Linked DNA regions of Homo sapiens: all the other regions are linked to region 6. A link is a contact called in ENCODE Hi-C data. All regions are on one chromosome and are shown on one strand. Each heading gives the region's core, a stretch centred on a gene start or an enhancer-like site at or near the end of the contact. The rest is flanking DNA. Distances are from core to core; before and after follow the strand shown. Region 1 overlaps ICA1 (islet cell autoantigen 1). Region 2 holds the start of ZNF12 (zinc finger protein 12). Region 3 has its middle 22 kb from the start of ZNF12. Region 4 overlaps ICA1 (islet cell autoantigen 1). Region 5 overlaps UMAD1 (UBAP1-MVB12-associated (UMA) domain containing 1). Region 6 holds the start of LINC03016 (long intergenic non-protein coding RNA 3016).

The links. A loop is a pair of places that touch in the nucleus more often than their neighbours do. Pooled maps may share reads with other maps.
Region 1: a map of natural killer cell shows a loop between it and region 6 (6-fold over the local background). The contact joins the enhancer-like site here to the promoter of LINC03016 in region 6. A Hi-C loop is called at or near these places in 1 of 168 maps with a recorded cell type or tissue (natural killer cell), 18 of 37 single-sample maps with no recorded cell type and 10 of 50 pooled maps.
Region 2: a loop to region 6 is called in a map with no recorded cell type, with 4 times the contacts of the local background. The contact joins the promoter of ZNF12 here to the promoter of LINC03016 in region 6. A Hi-C loop is called at or near these places in 3 of 37 single-sample maps with no recorded cell type and 2 of 50 pooled maps.
Region 3: a map with no recorded cell type shows a loop between it and region 6 (7-fold over the local background). The contact joins the enhancer-like site here to the promoter of LINC03016 in region 6. A Hi-C loop is called at or near these places in 5 of 37 single-sample maps with no recorded cell type and 5 of 50 pooled maps.
Region 4: a loop to region 6 is called in a pooled map, with 4 times the contacts of the local background. The contact joins the enhancer-like site here to the promoter of LINC03016 in region 6. A Hi-C loop is called at or near these places in 1 of 168 maps with a recorded cell type or tissue (natural killer cell), 7 of 37 single-sample maps with no recorded cell type and 4 of 50 pooled maps.
Region 5: a map with no recorded cell type shows a loop between it and region 6 (6-fold over the local background). The contact joins the enhancer-like site here to the promoter of LINC03016 in region 6. A Hi-C loop is called at or near these places in 7 of 37 single-sample maps with no recorded cell type and 5 of 50 pooled maps.

The regions. Positions count from the first base shown.
Region 1 is chr7:8,130,157-8,133,565 of GRCh38, forward strand. All of the region lies in intron 12 of ICA1 (islet cell autoantigen 1), which reads right to left. Among named protein-coding and RNA genes, the nearest start is that of ICA1, 130 kb to the right of the region's middle. Within about 2 kb of position 1,960, at least 6 of the 41 ENCODE cell types and tissues checked have a DNase peak (open chromatin) inside an H3K27ac peak, as active enhancers do; they include natural killer cell, where a contact is called at or near this core.
Region 2 is chr7:6,704,827-6,708,210 of GRCh38, forward strand. It overlaps ZNF12 (zinc finger protein 12), which reads right to left and starts at 2,121. Exons shown (of 5, transcript NM_016265.4): 1 at 1,606-2,121; 2 at 333-397. The coding sequence starts at 347. RefSeq lists a silencer at 1,737-2,096 and an enhancer at 1,790-2,289.
Region 3 is chr7:6,727,611-6,731,159 of GRCh38, forward strand. No RefSeq gene overlaps it. Among named protein-coding and RNA genes, the nearest start is that of ZNF12, 22 kb to the left of the region's middle. RefSeq lists enhancers at 1,014-1,989, 2,041-2,250 and silencers at 2,401-2,510, 2,921-2,970. Within about 2 kb of position 2,146, at least 39 of the 41 ENCODE cell types and tissues checked have a DNase peak (open chromatin) inside an H3K27ac peak, as active enhancers do.
Region 4 is chr7:8,113,938-8,116,965 of GRCh38, forward strand. It overlaps ICA1 (islet cell autoantigen 1), which reads right to left. Exons shown (of 14, transcript NM_001136020.3): 14 at 1-107. Among named protein-coding and RNA genes, the nearest start is that of GLCCI1, 150 kb to the left of the region's middle. RefSeq lists enhancers at 306-405, 426-615. Within about 2 kb of position 1,779, at least 4 of the 41 ENCODE cell types and tissues checked have a DNase peak (open chromatin) inside an H3K27ac peak, as active enhancers do; they include natural killer cell, where a contact is called at or near this core.
Region 5 is chr7:7,814,759-7,817,789 of GRCh38, forward strand. All of the region lies in intron 3 of UMAD1 (UBAP1-MVB12-associated (UMA) domain containing 1), which reads left to right. Among named protein-coding and RNA genes, the nearest start is that of RPA3, 98 kb to the left of the region's middle. RefSeq lists enhancers at 1,388-1,577, 2,446-2,535. Within about 2 kb of position 1,478, at least 3 of the 41 ENCODE cell types and tissues checked have a DNase peak (open chromatin) inside an H3K27ac peak, as active enhancers do.
Region 6 is chr7:7,253,792-7,257,057 of GRCh38, forward strand. It overlaps LINC03016 (long intergenic non-protein coding RNA 3016), which reads left to right and starts at 1,363. Exons shown (of 4, transcript NR_108073.1): 1 at 1,363-1,387.

The DNA.
Region 1 (3,409 bases), core at 710-3,209, 880 kb after region 6:
ATACGTGGGCATGTGTCTTTATAGCAGCATGATTTATAATCCTTTGGGTCTATACCCAGTAATGGGATGGCTGGGTCGAATGGTATTTCGACAGTGTGATATTAACAGGGTAGTTCAGGAACCACTTGAGCCTGCACATGGTGGGCGAGGCAGGACTGTAAGGTCAGGCAGGTGGCCCACCTCTGTGGATGAAGGCAGGAGCTGAAGGAAAGGAAAGCAACCTTCGCAGCTCAGGATGTGTCCATCAACACCTGTATCTACGCATGCTCCCCTCTCCAGCATCACCTTTTTAAGGATTATTAACATTACAGAACTCTATACTTCCTACTTTCAGGTAGGACTGGAATGCCCAAACCCTTTCTTATAGTTTACTTTTTGCCCTGACTGAAACCAGATAATTACTGAACCAAACCTATTCTATTGAAACCAAGTCAAGTCAATGTGTAGACCCTGGAGGAGCAGATAATTTCAAATGCACCTTGGAAATGACGTATGTTCCTTCTACAGTCGCTTTATACAGCCCTCCACTAAGTCAAACCCTCAGGGAGGCTTCACTACTTTAGTACAGATGTCTGTCCAGGGAAGATCATCATTAACATTAGCAAGAACAAATAATAAACTGTAAGCCTTCTAAAAATAACCACAGACTGTAATAGCTCCATCTTTGTTTTTATTGTTTAGGTTTTGTGCTATGGTGTTTATAATGGACTTTGGTGGTTTTTGCTAACTCAGCATCCCTTCCCTCTGCTTCTTCAGTTTTCCCTTTGGGAAAATGCCTTCTCCATGTGATCCTGGTGAGATGCCTCTGGAAATGACTCCTTACCCTCCACCCCAGTGAATGACTGATGAGGCTGGCCAGAGTCCTCCATCCCCCAGGCATGGTGATTGGCTCAGGGGTGGACACATGCCGGACACCTCCCGGAATTTGGTATATAGAAACTTAATGGAAGAGGGCCTCTCTTTCTTTGGGATTCCAAGCTCTAAAGATGCAAATTTCAGGCTCCCAGTGATAATGAAGTCAACACATAGAGGGAAACAGCCTCAAGAAGTGGAGAGAGAATCCTGACAACATTGTCTAAGCGCCTGGATCCAGCCTTGCTTGAAGCCAATCCACAACTGAGTGTCCCCATTACATGGATCAATACATTCTTTTTTGCTTTTAAAAATTTAAACCTAAACTATTTCAAATAGGGTTTTTCTATCACTTGCAATCAGAAAACTTTTTACTAATACATATCCTATTCAACTCAAACTTTTTAGTGACAGAAAAGAGAAAAGGACCCTTGGTGAGGATATTGCCTACAGCCAGTTCTAAATACAGATTTTGCCTACACTGAGGTCTACCAATGAATTTAGCCTTTTATTTGGCTTCTTGATTATTCAACAGCTAACAGGCCACACAGTGCACATTTTCTCTTTTAAGAGAACTTACTACTTAGCTAAAAGCAATGAAACTGGCACTGACTTGAACCATAAAACACAAAAACCTCCCAATTATTGCACTGATAATTAAGATGCTTAAAATTATTACACATAACACGTAAGAAAAATCTAACTACAAGTAGAAAAGGACGGGTTCAGGTCTGTAACCAGACAAGTTGAGACTTGAGAAATAGCTCTATAGTCAGTTGGCTCTTGAGAATCATGCTATCATTTTCTTTGAAAAAAATTCAACTCAACTGAGAGATAATGGAGACACATGCAGAGATGTGATAAGCTCTTTGGGAGAAACTCTAGTAAGAAACTCCCAACTGGAGTCAGGGCTTCCACCCATGCAGATGTGGACTGCTTCTGGGTTATGGTGCCCCAATCCTGCTTTTGTGTTAAAGGATGAACAAGGGTTGAGGATCTCTCAGGTGCCAAACCCACAGATGCTACACCAAGTTCCCTTCACTCTCTTGCAGGCTCCCAAGTCTCTGTGTTTACTTGCTTACCAGATAACCTAACTACAGACACTGCTGCAAAAATAAGAGCCAACAGACATGACGTACTCACATCCTCACCTGTCTCCAACTCCGTGACCTTGCAGGCATTGCCTCTCCTTTCTAAGATAAGCCCTCTCTATGCCCTCCCCTCCTTCCTGAAGCCTGCTCTGTTCCCACCATTATTCAGATCCAGCACCTTTAGTCTTTCATTTTCCAATGCTTCCTTCCCCTAGCCGCAGGAGATGTGTGCCTATCTCAACAATAATCAGCCTTCACTTGATGTTGCTCTCCACCCTCCCCTCACACTTTCAAGTTACTGTTCTGGTTTCTTCTTCCTTCCACAACCACATACTCTACTTTGGCTCTACTCTTTTCTCAGCTGCCTGTAATTAAGTTCCTGCCCCCACCCTATACTGAAATAGCTCTCTTGAAGGTCAGCAGTGAGATCCTCATTGCCAGTTCTGAGGCTCTTTTCCCAGGCCTTTACCTGTACAGCATCATTTGTACCACTGCCCAGCCTGGAAATGCTGCTATCTCCTGGGAGTCCCCATGAGGCGGCTCTCTCGGATGACCTCCCATCTCCCTGACAGTACCTTCTCCACTGCCTCCTCCTATTCTGGCTGCCCTTAAGGTTTCATCCCAAACCATCATACCTTCCCTACATTCTCTATAGAAGATCTTTTCTATTCTTAGGGTTCCAATGTCACCTCAGAAGGTTCTCCAATCTCTACCTCCAATTCCAAGTTCTTTCTGGAACTCCATTTGCAAATTCCTGTCTGGGAGCCCTTCTGGGTTTGCCCATTGGTGAAGCTGCTGGTGCTCCATAGAGGAACCCTCTTACTGTGTATCTTTGCTTAGTCTGTGTTATGGTTTGCATATCTGTCCCTTCCAAAACTCATGCTGATATTTAAACCCTAGTGCGGCAGCTTGAGAGGTGCGGCCTTTAAGAGGTGATTGGGTCATGAGGGCTCTGCCCTCACAAATGGGTTAACCCATTCATGGATTAATGAATTAATGGATTATCATGGGAGTGGGATTGGTAGCTTCTATAAGAAGAGGAACAGAGACCTGAGGGAGCACATTCGGCCCCCTCACTATGTGATGCCCTAAGCCGCCTTAGGACTCAGCAAAAAAGGCCCTCACCAGATGTGTCCCCTCAGAATTGGACATTTTAGCCCCTATAACTCTAAGAAATAAATTCCATTTCTTTCTTTTCTTTTCTTGTTTTTTCTTTATAGAGTCTCACTCTGTCATCCAGGCTGGAGTGCAGTGGTGCAACCATAGCACTCCAGGCTTGAATGCCTTCTGAGTAGCTGGGACTACAGGCACATGCCACCATGCCTGGCTAACTTTTAAAACTTTTGTAGAGATAGGGTTTTACTTTGTTGCCCTCTTGGTCTCAAGTGATCCTCCTGCCTTGATCTCCCAAAGTGCTAGGATTACAGGCATGAGCCCTTTTCCTTATAAATTATCCAGGTGCCAGT
Region 2 (3,384 bases), core at 871-3,370, 550 kb before region 6:
TGATCTCAGAGGAATCTTTAAAATTCATGCAAAAACAAAAGTGATTCTGCTTACGGTCAATGTAAGTCAAGGAATGGATGGTATTTATCATTTTTTGTGATAAATGCCAAGAACATAAGACGCTTGTACTCTGACTTCAAGAACTCTTTAAGGATCACGCTATCTGCGCATATGAATATGATAAAAAGGCTTGGTGCTGATGGCTACTGTTCTGTCTGACCAAATCTTGTATCTATTTCTACTTTCCCATTTTAAACTTTGAACCCTTAATCTCCTCCTAAGGTGTATTGTAAATCAGAGTAGAGAATAAATACATGAACAGAAACACTCACCAGGGATTTATTCATTTTCTGCTGCTCTTGGAAAAATCTGGAGGACTGTGAAAGCGGAGGCAGATCTGGGGAAGGAAAACCCAAGCCATGGCGTTATGAGCGGTCTGGCCTGCCAAGGCGGTCATCTCCCGCCCAAAACCTACACAGAAAGTTCCAAGAAGTACATCTTGTGGGAGACTGTCCCTTTAAGCCTTCAGAAGGGATTGGAAAATGATCAGGAGGGGGACCGATCTGCACATTTGAAACTCACACATGGCTACCTTGTGACTGAGTGGATGAGATTCTCATGGTGAATGAATACTGGATCCTACTGAAATAATCTGCCATCATTAAATGCAAGATTTAAAAAGGAATTCTGGTGACCAGCCTGGCCAACATGGTGAAACCCCATGTCTAGTAAAAATACAAAAATTAGCTGGGCGTGGTGGCGGGCGCCTGTAACCCCAGCTACTCGGGAGGCTGAGGCAGGAGAATCGCTTGAACCCGGGAGGCGGAGGTTGCAGTGAGCTGGGATGGCACCATTGCACTCCAGCCTGGGCAACAAAGCGAAACTTGTCTCAAAAACAAACAAACAAACAAACAAAAAACAAACAACAAAAAATGAATTCTGTAATACTCATCTATTTTCTTACTCTTTTAAATAAAGATCAGAAAATCCACAGGATGCCCTAAATAAAGGAATACAGTCGGCATAATTGAGTCTTTATTTGCAGAAACTTCAGTGTGCTACTCAAAAGGATCTTTTATTGAAGAACTTACGCTCACTTAACTAGGATACGGGGGACAGAACACTGGCCTGGGAGATAAAACTCCAGAGTTCTACTATGAGCAACTCCACCCACAAAACCTCGGACAAGTCACCCACCTGCTAAGGCCCTTCCCCTAGCAAATGAGGCAGCAAGAGATAGTTCCTGCAGGCTGTTCCTGCACTACAACGTATGATTCCACAAGAGCAGACCTAAGGGGGAATCAGCACTTAAATGAGAGAACAGAGGTGCTGACGGACGTTTAGATACGGTAGCAATCTGGAGCAGAGAGAGGAGGAAGGGCTGCTGGGGTGAGGGGGGAGTGGAGACAACGTCCGCAGCTGAGGCTGGTGACACCCCCCACGCCCCCGTAAGCCTCGTCCTCGCCGGACCCTGCCTTCAAACCCAAACACACGTCACTCCTGCAAGCGATCGAGACCTTCCACTGTCCCTCACTCTAAGGTGCCCTACACGCGGTGACTTCACCCAGGCCCTTCTCGCCCCGGGCCCGCAAACCCACGACTTACCCTCCTGGGGCTCCGCAGCCTCTGCCCCACCGCTCCCGACAGGCCGGGGCGGGATTGCTGTCGCGGGCGCGCGTCTGCTCGCGAGGTCCCTTCCTGTCCACCTCACCAAGGCCGTTCTGCTCCAGAGGGGCCCGGGCCGGGCCTACGGGACAAATCCAGGCGGGGCGTCCCTCCCGGAGCCCAGATCCGTCTCCCTGGGGCTCACCGTCCTGCGGAGCCGGGGCCGGGCCGTCGAGGACGCACACGGGCCGGGCCCGGGTCCCGCCGCCCCTTCGCCTCCGCCGTCGTCACCGCCCGGCCGGCCCCTTGGGCCCCAGCGCCGTCGGCTCCGGGGGTCGTGCTCGGGGATCCCCGCTTGAGCCTCCGCCTGGCCCGCACAGCCCCGCGCCCGCTTGGGTGCCGGCCCGGCTCTTCGGCGCCCAGCCCCGCAGGCTCCGCGATTCTCGCCCACCGGAGGCCAAAGCCTGGGAACTAGGGCGAGCGGTGACCTGGGGACGCACAGGAAGCGAGGGCACTGCGGCCGCGGCGCGCATGCGCGAACACGCACACAGAGAGGGGTGCACATGCGCAGGAATGCACCGGAAGTCCGCCTCCCGGGACCCGCCGCCGGTCCCAGGACAAATACCGTGACTCTATTTCCCATGAGCCTACGCGCTCCCCAAATTTAGGAGCCATTTGAAATGTCTCTATCTGGTCTAGCGGTTAAGAGGCTCTATGCTAAGAGAATTGGCAACGCCGAACCCCAGACTCAAATTTCTCCTTAGTTTAAGGGAACGTCTTCATGGGGATGTCTTGACTATCTTTAAGGGAACGTCTAGAAAGTCTCTGCTTCCTGTAGCATCTCGTAGACCATGCCTGGGCCAGTCCTGCCTTACCGGAGAGCTCAAGGCTTAAAATCAATGTCCATGTGCAACCGTGACAAATGGAACAAGAGGGTGCATCATGCTAGCTTATGATCACAATGACACATTTAACGAAAACTTCAGTAAATAGAGCCCATGGATGAAATAATAGAGGATTAGCCTGGGACAGGATACCATCCTCGCCCCAACAAGGAGAAAAAGAATTCCAGCTTTTCCAAATCACTTTGAATTAGTGATAGCTAGAAAACTCAGAGAATATGTACAGAATTGAAAGAAGAAAAAAATTAGCCAGAACTCTACTTCCTGAAGAGGATGAGGCAAGCAGAAGAAGAAATTTGCGTCTTAATGGAAAACGAAGCACATTTAGAAAGCCATGTTACTTGATTCCAACCCTGTTCCTTATCTTTGAGGTATTTTACACCTCTTTGAAAACTGTAGGTAATCGATGCAAGTTATGTTCTGTCTGGTGGAAGTTGGTTGACTTCCCACAATCCCCACTAGAGAAAATGCAGTTTTGACTGCATTTCTCCATTTACATAATCATTTCAATATTCCTGATCTGAAAATATGTCTGTTTCTCAGATTCTCTCTCTCTCTCTCTTTTTTTTTTTAATTTTGAGACAGGGTCTCACTCTGCTGTGCATGCTGGAGTTCAGTGGCGAGATCTTGGCTCACTGGTTCAAGGAATTCTCCTGCCTCAGCCTCCCAAGTAACTGGGATTACAGGTGCACACCACCAAGCCCGACTAATTTTTGAATTTTTAGTAGAGATGGGGGTTTCACCATGTTGGCCAGGCTGGTCTTAAACTCCTGACCTCAAGTGATCCACCCGCCTCAGCCTCCCAAAGTGCTGGGATTACAGGCATGAGCCACCATGTCCAGCCCTCAGATTCTCTTTTGAACCAGTTATAATATCT
Region 3 (3,549 bases), core at 896-3,395, 530 kb before region 6:
GCAAGAACACTGTTAGATTTCACCAAAAAGTTGTGATGAATCATTGTCCTTATATCCCATTTTTGAAAACTGACATTTTAATTGTAAAGCAAAAATAAAATTCTAAGCCTCCACAGCTGTTGAGTGGACTCCCCTGTTGGCCAGCAGGATCCAAAATAAACATGAAGAACTAATTCAGGTCATGACGGGAAGGAGGGGGTCGGACATGCCTTGTCATACTCTCCTCCCTTCAGAGTTTAGGCACAGCTGACCAACATTAACACTAGACTACAGATCATAAGACTGACAGAACAGGCTCTTTGTGTCAGTAAGATACCCAACTCCAACCAGACTCTGATATAGCATCACGTGACAGATAGCAGTCCCTGAAGGAAATCATAGTATTTTACCCCATAATATATTTTCTTTGTCACACTTTAAAATAGTCCTGCAAAGCCATCTCTTTGGGGGAAATTTGCATTCTGTAGAGAATCTCCTTCCCTTACAGAAAAGAATCCAGGTCTTTTCTCGAGATTCTGACACCTTTTAAGATCCAATAAGAGATATTTATCATCTATTCTCTCTGAAGCCTGTTCTGAGGCTTCATCTACATAACAAGAACCTTGGTTTCCACAATGCCCCTTATCTTAACTCAAGCTTTTCTTTTCTTTTCTTTCCCTCCCTCTTTCTTTTCCCTCCCTCCCTCCCTCCCTTCCTTCCTCCCTTCCTCTCTCTCTCTTTCTTTTCTTCTCTGTTGCCCAAACTGGAGTGCAGTGGCACCATCATGGCTCACTGTAGCCTCAACTTCCCAGGCTCAAGCGATCCTCCCATCTCAGCCTCCTAAGTAGCTGAGACTACAGGCATGCACCACCACACCTGGATAATTTTTTTTTTTTTTTTTGTAGAGATGGGGGTCTTGCTGTGTTGCCCAGGCTGTCCTTGAACTCCTGGCCTCAAGGGATCCTCCCAGGTCACCCTCCCAAAATGCTGGGATTACAGGCAAGAGCCACCGCAATGGCCCATTTCTTTACGTCATCTTCCAACTGTTCAGCCAACACTTAACTCTGAATCAACTGCCAATCTTTGAATCTGCTAGTGACCTGAAAGCCTTTCCAGGCTGACCCAATGTGTACATCCCATGTATTGATTTATGTCTTTGCCTGTAACTGCTGTCTCCCTAAGATGTATAAAACCAAGCTGTAACCCAACCACTTTGGGCTCACGTTCTCAGGACCCCCTGAGGCTGTGTCACCAGCCATGGTCACTCAAATAGGAGGCCCAGAATAAAACTCTTTACAAACTTTGAGTCTTTTTGGTCAACATAACCTAACCCTAAACATAATCCTCCTGGGGAAGGTGAAATCACAGGTATCTTTTCTTTGTTCGATTTGTGTATTTCCTGATTTCTCTACAGTTTTTAGGCATTTGCTGTGTGATCTAGAAAAGCTACAGAGTCTCGCTCCGTCGCCAGGCTGGAGTGCAGGGGCGCGAGCTCGGCTCACTGGAACCTCCGCCTCCCGGGTTCAAGCGATTCTCTTGCCTCAGCCTCCGGAGTAGCTGGGATTACAGGCACGCGCCACCACGCCCAGCTAATTTTCGTATTTTTAGTAGAGACGGGGTTTCACCATGTTGGCGAGGATGGTCTCTATCTCTTGACCTCGCGAGCTGCCCTCCTCGGCCTCCCAAAGTCCTGGGATTACAGGCGTGAGCCACCGCGCCCGGCCACAAATTCTATTTTCTTTCTCTTCCTTGGAAAGCATCGCTGGGCATTTATCCTGTCCTAGTATTTGAGTGAAACTTCTCTTAGCATTTCAGCGCAGTGACCACGATACACCCTTTCCTTTCCTTCTCGTTATGGGAAACTCGGTTCTAACCTGGAGGCCTTGGGCTCCAGGACCCAGTCACTGCAGCCCTGGACTTGACCCTAAAAGGGAATAAAGACAAATGCGAAGTTCAGTCCGGGGATCAGGGCTGCCGAAGCTCATATAGCCTGGGGCTTCTTAACCTTTAGACGGGGTAGAGACATTTGAAATGGCCCCTAAAGTTGGGGGGCGCTGGTAGGCTCATGGGAAATAGAGTCCGGCCCTTGTCCTGGGACCAACGGTGGGCCCTGGGAGGCGGACTTCCGGTGAACTCCTGCGCGTGTGCGCCTCTCCCTGGGTGCGTGTTCGCACATGCGCGCTGCCGCCGCACTGCCATCGCTTCCTGTGTGTCCTCAGGTCACCGCTTGCTCTAGTTCCCAGGCTTTGGCCCCCAGTGGACGAGAATCGCTGAGCCTGCGGGGCTGGACGCTGAGCGCCTAGGCCAGCACCTAGGCGGGCGCGGAGCTATGTGGGCCAGGGTTCGCACGGGCCGGGTGGAGGCTTGAGCGGGGACCCCCGAGCGTGAGCCCCTGAGCCGGCGGCCCTGCGGCCAGGGGAACCGGGCGGGAGGTGGCGAAGGTGGCAGCGGAGGCGGAGGCGAAGGGGCGGCGGGAACCGGGCCTGGCCCGTGTGTGTCCTGGGGGCCTGGCCCAGGCCGCCGCTGTACGGTGAGTCCCAGGGAGGCGGATCTGGGCCCCGGGAAGGACACCCTCCTGGATTTGCCCCGTAGGCCCGGCCCGGGCCCCTCAGGAGCAGAACAGCCTTGGTGAGGTGGACAAGAGGGGACCTCGCGAGCAGACGCGCGCCAGCGACAGCAGCCCCGCCCCGGCCTCTGGGGAGCCCCAGGAGGGTAAGTCTTTGGGTTTTCGGGCCCGGAGCGAGAAAGGCCTGGGTGAAGTCACCGTATGTTCGGGACCTTAGAGTATGAGGCGGGGGAGGGTCCGATCGCTTGCAGGAGAGGCGTGTGTTTGGCCTTGAGGCGCTGCACGGGAATATCTGGGAGGACGAGGCTTACGGGGGCGTGGAGGGTATCACCAGCCTCAGCTGCAGACGTCGTCTCCACTCCCCACTAACCCCTAACAGCCCTTCCTCCTCCTTTCCGTGCTCCAGATTTCGACCGCCTCTAAACGTCCGTCAGCATCTCTGTTCTCTCATTTAAGTGTCTGCTGATTCCCCCCTTAGATCTGCCCTGGAGACTGGTAGTAATGCAGGAACAGTCTGCAGGGATTCTCTCTTGCTGCCTCAGTTGCTAGGGGAAGAGACTGGGCCTTAGCAGGTGGGTGACTTGACCGGGTCACTGGCTTTGTGGGTAGAGTTGCTCATAGTAGAACTCAGGAGTCTTATCTCCCAGGCCAGTGTTCTTTCTCCCGTATCCTAGTTTTCTTAGTAGAAGGTTATTAGGTGCAGCAATAACCAAGTTCAGTTAGATAATTTAGAAACAAAACCATATTTTATACACATTCATTTCATTTCTGAGAGCTCACATACTCAATTCCTATGGTTTCTTTGATTTTAAGCAGTTTAAAGAGACAATAAGAAAATGCGGGCCGGATGCAGTGGCTCACACCTGTAATCCCAGCACTTTGCCGGGCTACAGCAAGAGTATCCCTTGAGACCAGGAGTTAAAGAACAGCCTAGGCAACATAGGGAGACCCTGACTCTACAAAAAATACAAAAGTAGCCAGGCATGCTGGGATGCACCTGTGGT
Region 4 (3,028 bases), core at 529-3,028, 860 kb after region 6:
TTCGTGTTCTTTATCGGTTTTCCCAACAGCATCAGGATTTGAGAGTGGGTCGAGGTCAGCGAAGAGGCTGAACCAGGCAGTCAGGTCTGAGGCAGCCTTAGCAGGTTCTGGGGAGAGAAGAGGAAACATGAGCAAACGCACCTTCCAAATGTCCACCTCTGCCATGCGGGATGCAGGCAGGTCCAGGTCATCTTCAAATGCAGATTGTTCAATCAGACAAATCCCTTTGCACTCTCTCTGACAATAGTTAGGGAATTCCAACTCCCGTGGCTGGTTGGCCAGTTAACATTTCCAAACCAGGGCCTGAAGCTCCGAGAATAACAAGCTCTTGTGTTAACAAACTCCCACCTGCACCCCAACCCCACTAATGGCCATAGCCCATGAAAAGCTGATCAAACCCTCGGGCCCTGCCACTTCACCACAACCAGGAAATAGCATAGTTATTTCAGAAATCAGACTGAATGGCTGAGGAAGCAAGGGGCTTTCCACTGTCTGCTGGAGGAATCTTTTCAAATCTGCTGGGTCAGGAGAAATATTATGGCCACTCTTTCTACCCTTCAAAGCAACAGGCCCAAAAGTGTTTGGCGCCCAGGCCTGGCTTCTCCTCTTCTCTCAGGGTCACTGCCTTCTTCAATCCTTTCCTGTTAAAAGGAGGGCCCTGACATGCCTTCCCTTCTCCCAGGGGGTCAATTCCCCTCACTCTTCAGCCTCATTGGAATACTCCCTTCTGCTCTTCCACCTAAACACCTGCCCTAACTTCCTGAATACCACGATTATACAGCCAAATTATTTTCCAGATGAGGAGAACATTTTCAAAAGAGTGCCTCATGCAAGTGATTTCTAAATAAGATGAAGGCTTTGTTTAAAATACATAAATCATTCCACATGAGAATCTAAGTTCATTGGCTTGGATGACCTGTGTTTTTTTCTTCTCCAACAGGTGGGAGTGTCAGAAACATGAAGAAAACGTCTCTGATGGGTGATCCTTCTAGCTGAGAGCAGCTAGGAATGTGCTTGCCATCTGGCTGAAAAGAGTCTCAGGAAGTGTTGGTAGGACAAGTTGCTAAAAGTGGTTAGTGAGGGGATAGAGGCAATGGGATTATATCAGTATAAACAGGGCCTTTGATCCTTTCATCAAAATGGCACTGAAATGCTAAGATAGTGTACCGATCACTTTATACTTCGGATTCCCCTCCCTCTTTTTGTAAAAAAAGTCTTTTGTAGATATTAATGTATCTACATGTAAAAATCAGTGTATCTATGATGGTGAGAAAACTATATCAAGACTAGTGGGTAATATGCAAGTTATTACTATGTAACATTGAATTCCATGTGCAATTAGCCCTGGAATCATCTGGTTTATCTTGATATGAGTATCAGAGACAAGAGAGCTCACTGTAGCTTAGTTGGAGGGGGAGTGGGCAGGGTATTGCCTAAAAAAAGGCAATACTGATTTCGCTGGATTAGCCTATCTCTATTCTTGCTAGAGGATATCAAAATATCTTAAAGACGACTCTAGTGAAAAGATGCTACATGCTTGTTTCCCCTTCCTTCTAACCTCCTCAAGGGTCTTAGGAGGTCTTCTGAGCGTTCTCATGGCCTTGCCGTGAGGAGCCAGTGATTGTGCTTTGGGACAATCCTCACATTCCCCAGGCAGCCACTGTTGGAGACAAAGCAGGTGCAACTTATTTGCATAACACTTAAAAGAGCATCATGGGAACATTTTTTGATGATAATGGAGTACACACTTCCTTCAACTTCCTGTGGCCAACAAGAGAAAGTCAGTGATACCAAAGAAACAGAGCTAGAGCTGCAAACACAGATGATATCTTCAGTCGAGCAGAGGCTCCCTTGGGGGACCTGTCCCAAAAGAGAACAGATCTCATGAACTTGAAATGACCTCTTTTGACAACTATGAAACCTGGCCCTTTCTGAGGTGCACAAATTAAATGCCCTATTTGGTGGTGGCAATGGTATTTCTGGCTAAAAATAGCAAACCTCAGAGGCCTTTCATACCTTGGTATTTCCAACCAAACTTGGGGACCACCCAACCACATGTAGATATTTGACTCATCCACATTAGGTACAATTTGATAAAGGGAATTATGAATGAGGACATTAAGCCAGAAAAAGAAGTCAGAATGTAATTTCTGGGATTATGCGAAATTCTCCATCTCATAGCCCTGTCTTGAGCCCTAGATGTTCAAATGGAAATTAGCAAAGTAGTACAGAAAACAGGTTAGGCCACTGGAAAGGAAGGCAGCTGTCATTTCAGAGAGACAAAATGCTGTTATTACCTTTCACTGCAGGGCTGTTGTCATTTGGACTGCTTGTCTTTGGTACTGGCCATGGAGTAGGAGGGGGATTGACATTGCTCTCTGACCAGTCTAATATTCAAAACCAGAGCATATCAGATCTAGTGAAGAAGTCACATGGACCCACCAGTTGATGGCCACATCCGTGGTTGCCTCCGAATAAAAATAAGACATTTCTCCCATGTTCCTCATACTGGAATACATTTGAGGAGATAGGAGATATGCATCATCGAACCCAATCCAAAAATATGAAAAATGAAGGAAAAGGTTAGATTCTGAAAAGCAAATAAACTATTGCTATGGATAAGGCATCTTTGCTTTTTAGCTTTATTTATGCCCATTTTTCTTCTCAAGCACAATCGTTTCATGATCATACCAAAGATTATCAGTGGTGCTCTAAGGAAAGCAGGTGCCTTGTTTTTCTGTCACAAATGGGGAAAAGCTTAAAAAAGAGAACACCATTAAATGAAGCAATAGGACTAGTAACTGCACATCTTCTCGACTTCCAATATGATCCAGTCCTTTTATTTTCTACACAGCTAATTTAAATTGGGAGATTTAATTAATACAGATAAGTAAATAACAGTCCAGTCCAAATATATGAGGGGGAAAGAAATCCCTCGTTAACTTTATGCCCCCCATTACAATGGTATTTGGCTTGTGATATGGTTAGGCTTTGTGTCCCCACCCAAATCTCACCTTGAACTGTAATC
Region 5 (3,031 bases), core at 228-2,727, 560 kb after region 6:
AACGTGTGTGACATTGAGTACCTTCCTTAACCTGTCTCTCCCATGCCTCAGGTGGAGTATGGCAGTCAGCTACACACTTACCTCCAGTGCGATGTGATTTCTTCAGGGTCCTTATTGATTTGAAGATGCAGGTGAAAGGAGCCTCCTTTCCAGGTCATCAACCTTGCCAAGCTGCTTTCGGGCAGGGTGTACCGCAGGCATCTTGCAAGTCTCACTACTTGTCACATCAGCCACTTCATGGTCTCCCTTCTGTATACACTTTCAATCCTAGATATGCTTTTTAGATGGCTTACCAGTTGGATTTTTGATATCAGTATAGAGGATGTAGGACAAGTGCCTTTCTAACTTAGAGAGAAAGATTGTCTCGGGAGTGATGGTTCCTCACAGTGGCAGATTTTCATAACCCTTGCTGTAGTATGGATAGCTGTAAGAATGTGAACTGTATCAGACAGACTTGTAGCTCAGATCTTGGCTTTACCACTTATTGTACAGGGTTACTATAAGAATTTGGTGAGTCAATATGTAATATTTATTTGTATGTCTATATACACAGTATCTGATGTATACTAGATACTCAGTAAGTATTAGTTTCTTTTTAGATTGGAAGGAAATTATGGTTAATGCCTTAAAAATCATGCCAGAGTAGAGTAGAATTGATTAAATCATTTAGGAATTATGCTCAATTGAGAGTTACAGTAAAAGGCAGGGGTTTAATTTGGGGCTTAATTTTTCTCATGTGACAAGAAGTCTCATAGAAGGTAGTTAAAGTATTGATTCAGGAGCTCAGGAATGTTAAGACCAAAGTCCTATAGTTCCTCATAGTTGCAAGTTAGCTATTGCAGCTCCAGCCATCATATCTATTTTCCAGGAAGCAGGAAGGAGGAAGACAGCAAAGGGAGAATAAAACTGTGTCCAGAAACTTTTCAAAAAATCTCTAACAGTTTTACTGGCCATATTATAACATATGGCCACCCCTAGTGGCACGGGAGCCTGGTAAGGAGCCTACTTTAGCTTGGTACTTTGCTACTACCCCCAGAAAAATCAGGATTCTATTAAAGATGAAAGGAAGGATGAATATTGGGTAGGCTACAAGAGGTCTCTGACATAGATATCAACCTATTTTGCTTTTAGAAGGTTCATTTGTCCAACAATAGATATCAGTGGAGGTGGGGGAGGACAAATAGAGAGAAGCATTCATTAGTGATGCCTGGATTCTATTTAGGGCCACGAAGTCTTTGAGTAGTCATAGTGGGACAAGAAATAAAGAAGGACATTAATTTAAAAAAAAATCTTGGATAAGCTAAGCACAATGCTGGTAGGACCTTTACATGTATTAACTCATTAATTTTTACAGACGAGGTAGGCAATATTATCTATATATCTTATAGAGGAGGAAACCAAGGCTCAACAATACCCATTTCCCAAGGTCACAAAAAAAACAGTAACATTAATGGAACCGGAATTGAGACTTGCGCCTGACTAACCACAAAACCTATGCTTTGCATCGTGTTGTTTTCCTGTCTCCACTATATAAATAACGCTGCAGAAACCTGCTGTTTCACTTTGCTTCTCTTTTCCGTAGTGCCTTCTCCTGTGAGGTCCACAATAACTATATATTGACTTCAATGATTTGTGTGCAGAACTAAACTGAGTGTTCTATAAAAGATTGCTGCTGTTAGTTGCTGAAGGCTGTAGAGATGAGGCCGGGAGAGGAAGAAGTGGTGCTTCTCTCTTATCACCGCCACTCAGAGGTGGGAATGACTGCCTTGGGATATATGCCACCAGTGTCGGTAGCATTCAAGGACATTCTTTGGGACAAAGAGAATGTGGCAAAGCAGCAGTGACCAATCTGAGTGAGCCAAAGTCCAAAAGGAAAGCTGATAGAATGAGTTGGCATGGAGGTGTATCTTCTCAAGTCAGAAGCCTGGGAATTATCTTTGACTTCTTCCTCTTTCATTCTCAACCCAATTGATCACCAATCACTTTATTTCTACCTCCTCTGGCTACCTTGCTTATCTGTCCTTTCCTCTACCTCCCCACTGCAACTACAGTGGTTCTGGCCTTATCTTTCACATGGATTATTACAAAGAGTTTTTGTAATAGCCCTTAATGCCCAGTCCTACTTTCATTCAATCCATTCACCCACAAATCTGACCATGTAGTTGCCTTACTTGATGGCATCAGAGGCTCTTCAGCTGCCTGTAGGATAAAATCCAGTAATTTGTGTCTACTGTGCATATATGGTCCTTCGTGGTCTGGTCCTGCTCCTCTGTGTAAACGTTCAGGTCTGTTCTGTGTCACCATACAGAGTTTCTTACCATTTCTTGAGTATATTCCTTTCTCTTGAAGTTTGTGCAATTTCTGTCACTTCTCTGAAGAACTTTATCCCATACGTCTTGTGTTCACTGAGCAAATTCCTGTTCATCCTTCAAACCCCTGCTCAAATATCTTTCATCTTCAATGCCATTTAGTCTCCCCTCTGGTCCCTTAACACCTTGTACATCTGACCAGGAGTGCCATGAAGTGGGGATTCGGGTTGACTCATCATTGTTCCCTGTGCGTGGCATGCATCAGCCACTCAATAAATATTTAATGTTTGATGTGTGCAGGAACAGTCAGACTAGACAAAAGACAGAAGAACTTGTTATCTAAGTATTACTCTTAACCATGAAAAGCTCTAACTTTGGATAACCTCCTTACCTTTCGGTGCTAGAGTAATGGGAATATATTTGAAACATTACTTCATCTCTCCGAAGTGAATTATTCTCACCAGGTTCTTAACAGTTTCTGTTAGTTTTTCAGGTTATGTTTAATAATTCCCATGATACCAGCTGAATGATGATTCTAATTCTCAAATCCTAAAGTGACTCTTGCCTCTCTTGTCCAATTTAACCTGCCACATTGATTTTTTATTTGTTATGTATTATGACTTTCCTCAAAACTTGGTTGTATTTTGGATTTTCTTTTCTGTATCTCATCCGTTTTTGCATCCGTTCCTGACTAAAGACACATTTTCAATGGTACTTTTTAC
Region 6 (3,266 bases), core at 113-2,612:
AGGGTGAAGAGTACTCGGAAGTTACTATTTATTCTCAAATCCTTGTGTCAGATTATTTTCATATCTTTCTTAGATCTGTTCTGGCTTAAGTCTTATTCTCTTATTCATGGAAATAGAAGACACTGAGCCCTTTCCCACATAAAAATATAGGACTACTGATTTCTAGAGCTTAAAGATGTTCTAACGCCTCGTTTGAAAGATTCAGAAACAGATCTAGAGATGTTAAAGTTTAGAAAAATGACACAAATAATGCCAGAAGTGGCAACAGAACTCAATTTTCCTGACTCCCAGGTTAGTGGTCTTTGTACTAAATGCAATTTCTTATCTTCCCTGAACAACCTGAGCTATGTACTTTAACAAAATTTTTTGTGGGTACATAGTAGGTGTACGTATTTATAGGGTTCATGAGACACTTTGATACAGCCATGCAACAAGTAATAATCACATCATAGAAAATGGAGTATCCATCCCCTCAAATATTTATCCTTTGTGTTACAAACAATCCAATTATACTCTTTTAGTTATTTTTAAATACACAATTAAATTATTGACTATAGTCACCCTATTGTGCTATCAAATACTAGATCTTATTCATTCTTTCTGTTTTTCTTTGACCCATTGTACTGCTAGATAGAACTCACATATTTGGTCCCTGCCTTTTCCCACCATTTGCAAATAGATTCTAGGAACGATCCTAATAGTTGCCAGGCACTGTTATCAGAGATCAAATCTGTCTTGTTTCCAATTGTGCCTGGGACATAATAGGATTTTTTTTTTTAAATAACAAAGCCATGTGTAGTGCTGCATGCCTGTTGTCCTAGCTACCCAGAAGGCTGAAGCTCAGGAGTTCAAGTCCACCCTGGGCAACAAGACTCCATCTCCACAACAAAAAAGTTTAAAAAGGTTACTATACGATTACTATACATTGTATGTATCAAAATATTACTCTCTCCCCCATAAATATGTACATTATATATCAATTAAAAGGAAGTAAATGGTGAGCATCCTTTCACTATGAAGAAAAGTTCTCCATATGCCCCCTACTTTCTTCTGTTTCATTTTTATGGAGACCTCTAAACAAAATGCTTTTCTCATAGATATGGAGGGACTCCTAAACAGGTTTTCTGCTTGAGAAAATCTTGATTTGAACTCCACGTATCATACACCATCAGGCAAAAAACCTCGCATTTACGTTGGAGAATACAGTCCAGAAAAAGAACAAAACCTCAAGTGTGGGCAGAAGATTGTGTGTATTTGCTATTAGGGAGGAGAGCTCAGGTTCCTTTTCTCTACAGTGACCATTAGACATTCCAAAGCACTGTCACTTGGTGTAGCTCAGTGCTCTTGGTTACTGAAGCAACAAGTGATCTCTGATGACAAAACAAAGGTAGGGTCGTGCCTAACACTGGTAAGGAGAAAACTGTGTCGAGTTAGTTAATAATTAATTTACATGTCAAGTTACAAGTTTTCTATCCTAAAATCCAAAAAAAGCAACAGCTCTTTTTTTTCCTCCAGTCATTAAATCACCCATTCAACAAACTTTCACCAGGCTCATGGTTTGTCAGCTATAGAAGAGAAAGGAGGGCGAAACCTGTGGTTAAGGCTTGCCTGAAGGATCTCACATTTGGGTTGGGGGCTGACATGCCAGTGAACAAATAGCCTCCTCAGGACTATGATAGAGGTATTTACAAAGAACTATAAGAGGACTGTATATTAAGTGTTTAGGGATCTGAGAAGTTTCAAAGAAATTGTGGCATTTGAACTGGATTTAAAGAATAAGGCTCAGGTACAACTTCATGTGAAAGAGTCGATATATTCACAAATTTGCCAAAGCCCAGTTAACTTCAATTCTTCGAGAGTTCCAGTTTTTTCCCAGGTGCAGTCAGTGTACCATTTTTTTCTGAGACCCACAGCCATTTTCTTTCATTGGCATGTTTTTAGGTTTATTTTTCAATAACTCCAGTACCCCTGAAATTTCCTTCCTTAGATCTTGAATAAATATATTCAAGTTGGGCATTACTGCATGGTTTGAGGATAATGTCTTTCCTGTTAAAAATATTTTTAAGTTTTTATACAAAGGTAATGTATGTGCTTGGTAAAAGAGAATGAATATAAAATGAAAAGCTATAATCTGCTACAGCCCCACCCAGCAGTCCCTTTGTCCAGCCATAAACAGAAAATAACAGAACTGTACTCATTTCCAAACTAAACACATCATTCTGCTCCTTGCCTTTTCTGCTTACTGTTTAATAACTTAGAGATAATTCTTTTTAATAGTTAACTAGATCTCTGTATGGATGTGCCACAATTTTTAAGCCATTCCTCTATTGATAATTGAGTTGGATACTTTTATTATAATTATTGCTGCACTGAACATCCTTGAAATGATTGTGTGGGTACAGCCATAGGATAAGTTCCTAGCAAGTAATTGCTGAGATAAAGAATGTATGCATTTAAATATTCATAGATACTGCCAAATTGCCTTCTTAAACTGTACTGTACTACCTTATACTACTACTCAACATTTGCGAGTATATTTTCCTGCCCCTTTTACCAAAGTTTTTGATTATTGAACTTACTAGTTTTATCACTGCATTAATATCTGATAATTGTTGATTTGTACTTAAGGTTTGAGTTTTTTTTATACATTGGTAATTTGCATTTCATCTTCGCCAGTTTTTAATATTGAATTACTAGGGTTTTTAAAAATTTTTATAAACTCTCTGAATATTGGTTTATTTATATGTATTAGAACTGTTATGATTATTTCGTACTTGTTTTTTCCCCACACAAACCAATTAATCTTTTCTTAGGGCTATTGAATTGTGTGTCTTGCTCACACCAAGGTTTATTTATAATATGCTTATGTTTTCCTCTTACTTTCATAGTTTCATTTTTTGTGTTTATATTTTTGATCCCTCCAGAATTTATTTTCTTATATGGAGTGAGGTAGGAAAATGGCTACCCGTTTGTTGTAATACACTTTATTTGACGATCCTTTCTTTCAACATTTATTTTAAATCACCATTACCCCATGATATTTCATTATCGGTTTGTGTATAAACTGTATTCTGGTCTGCTTATCTGCCTATTTCTTGTGCAGTACATTGTTTTAATGATTTCAGATTCATAACACTTAATAACTGACAGAATGAATTACCTACTTAAACATTTCGTACAGACACTGTGGTGGATTCTGCTACATATCATGGCATTATGCCATGAATGCTTTCCAGCATTACTGGCAGAAATAGCCACCCTTAAAA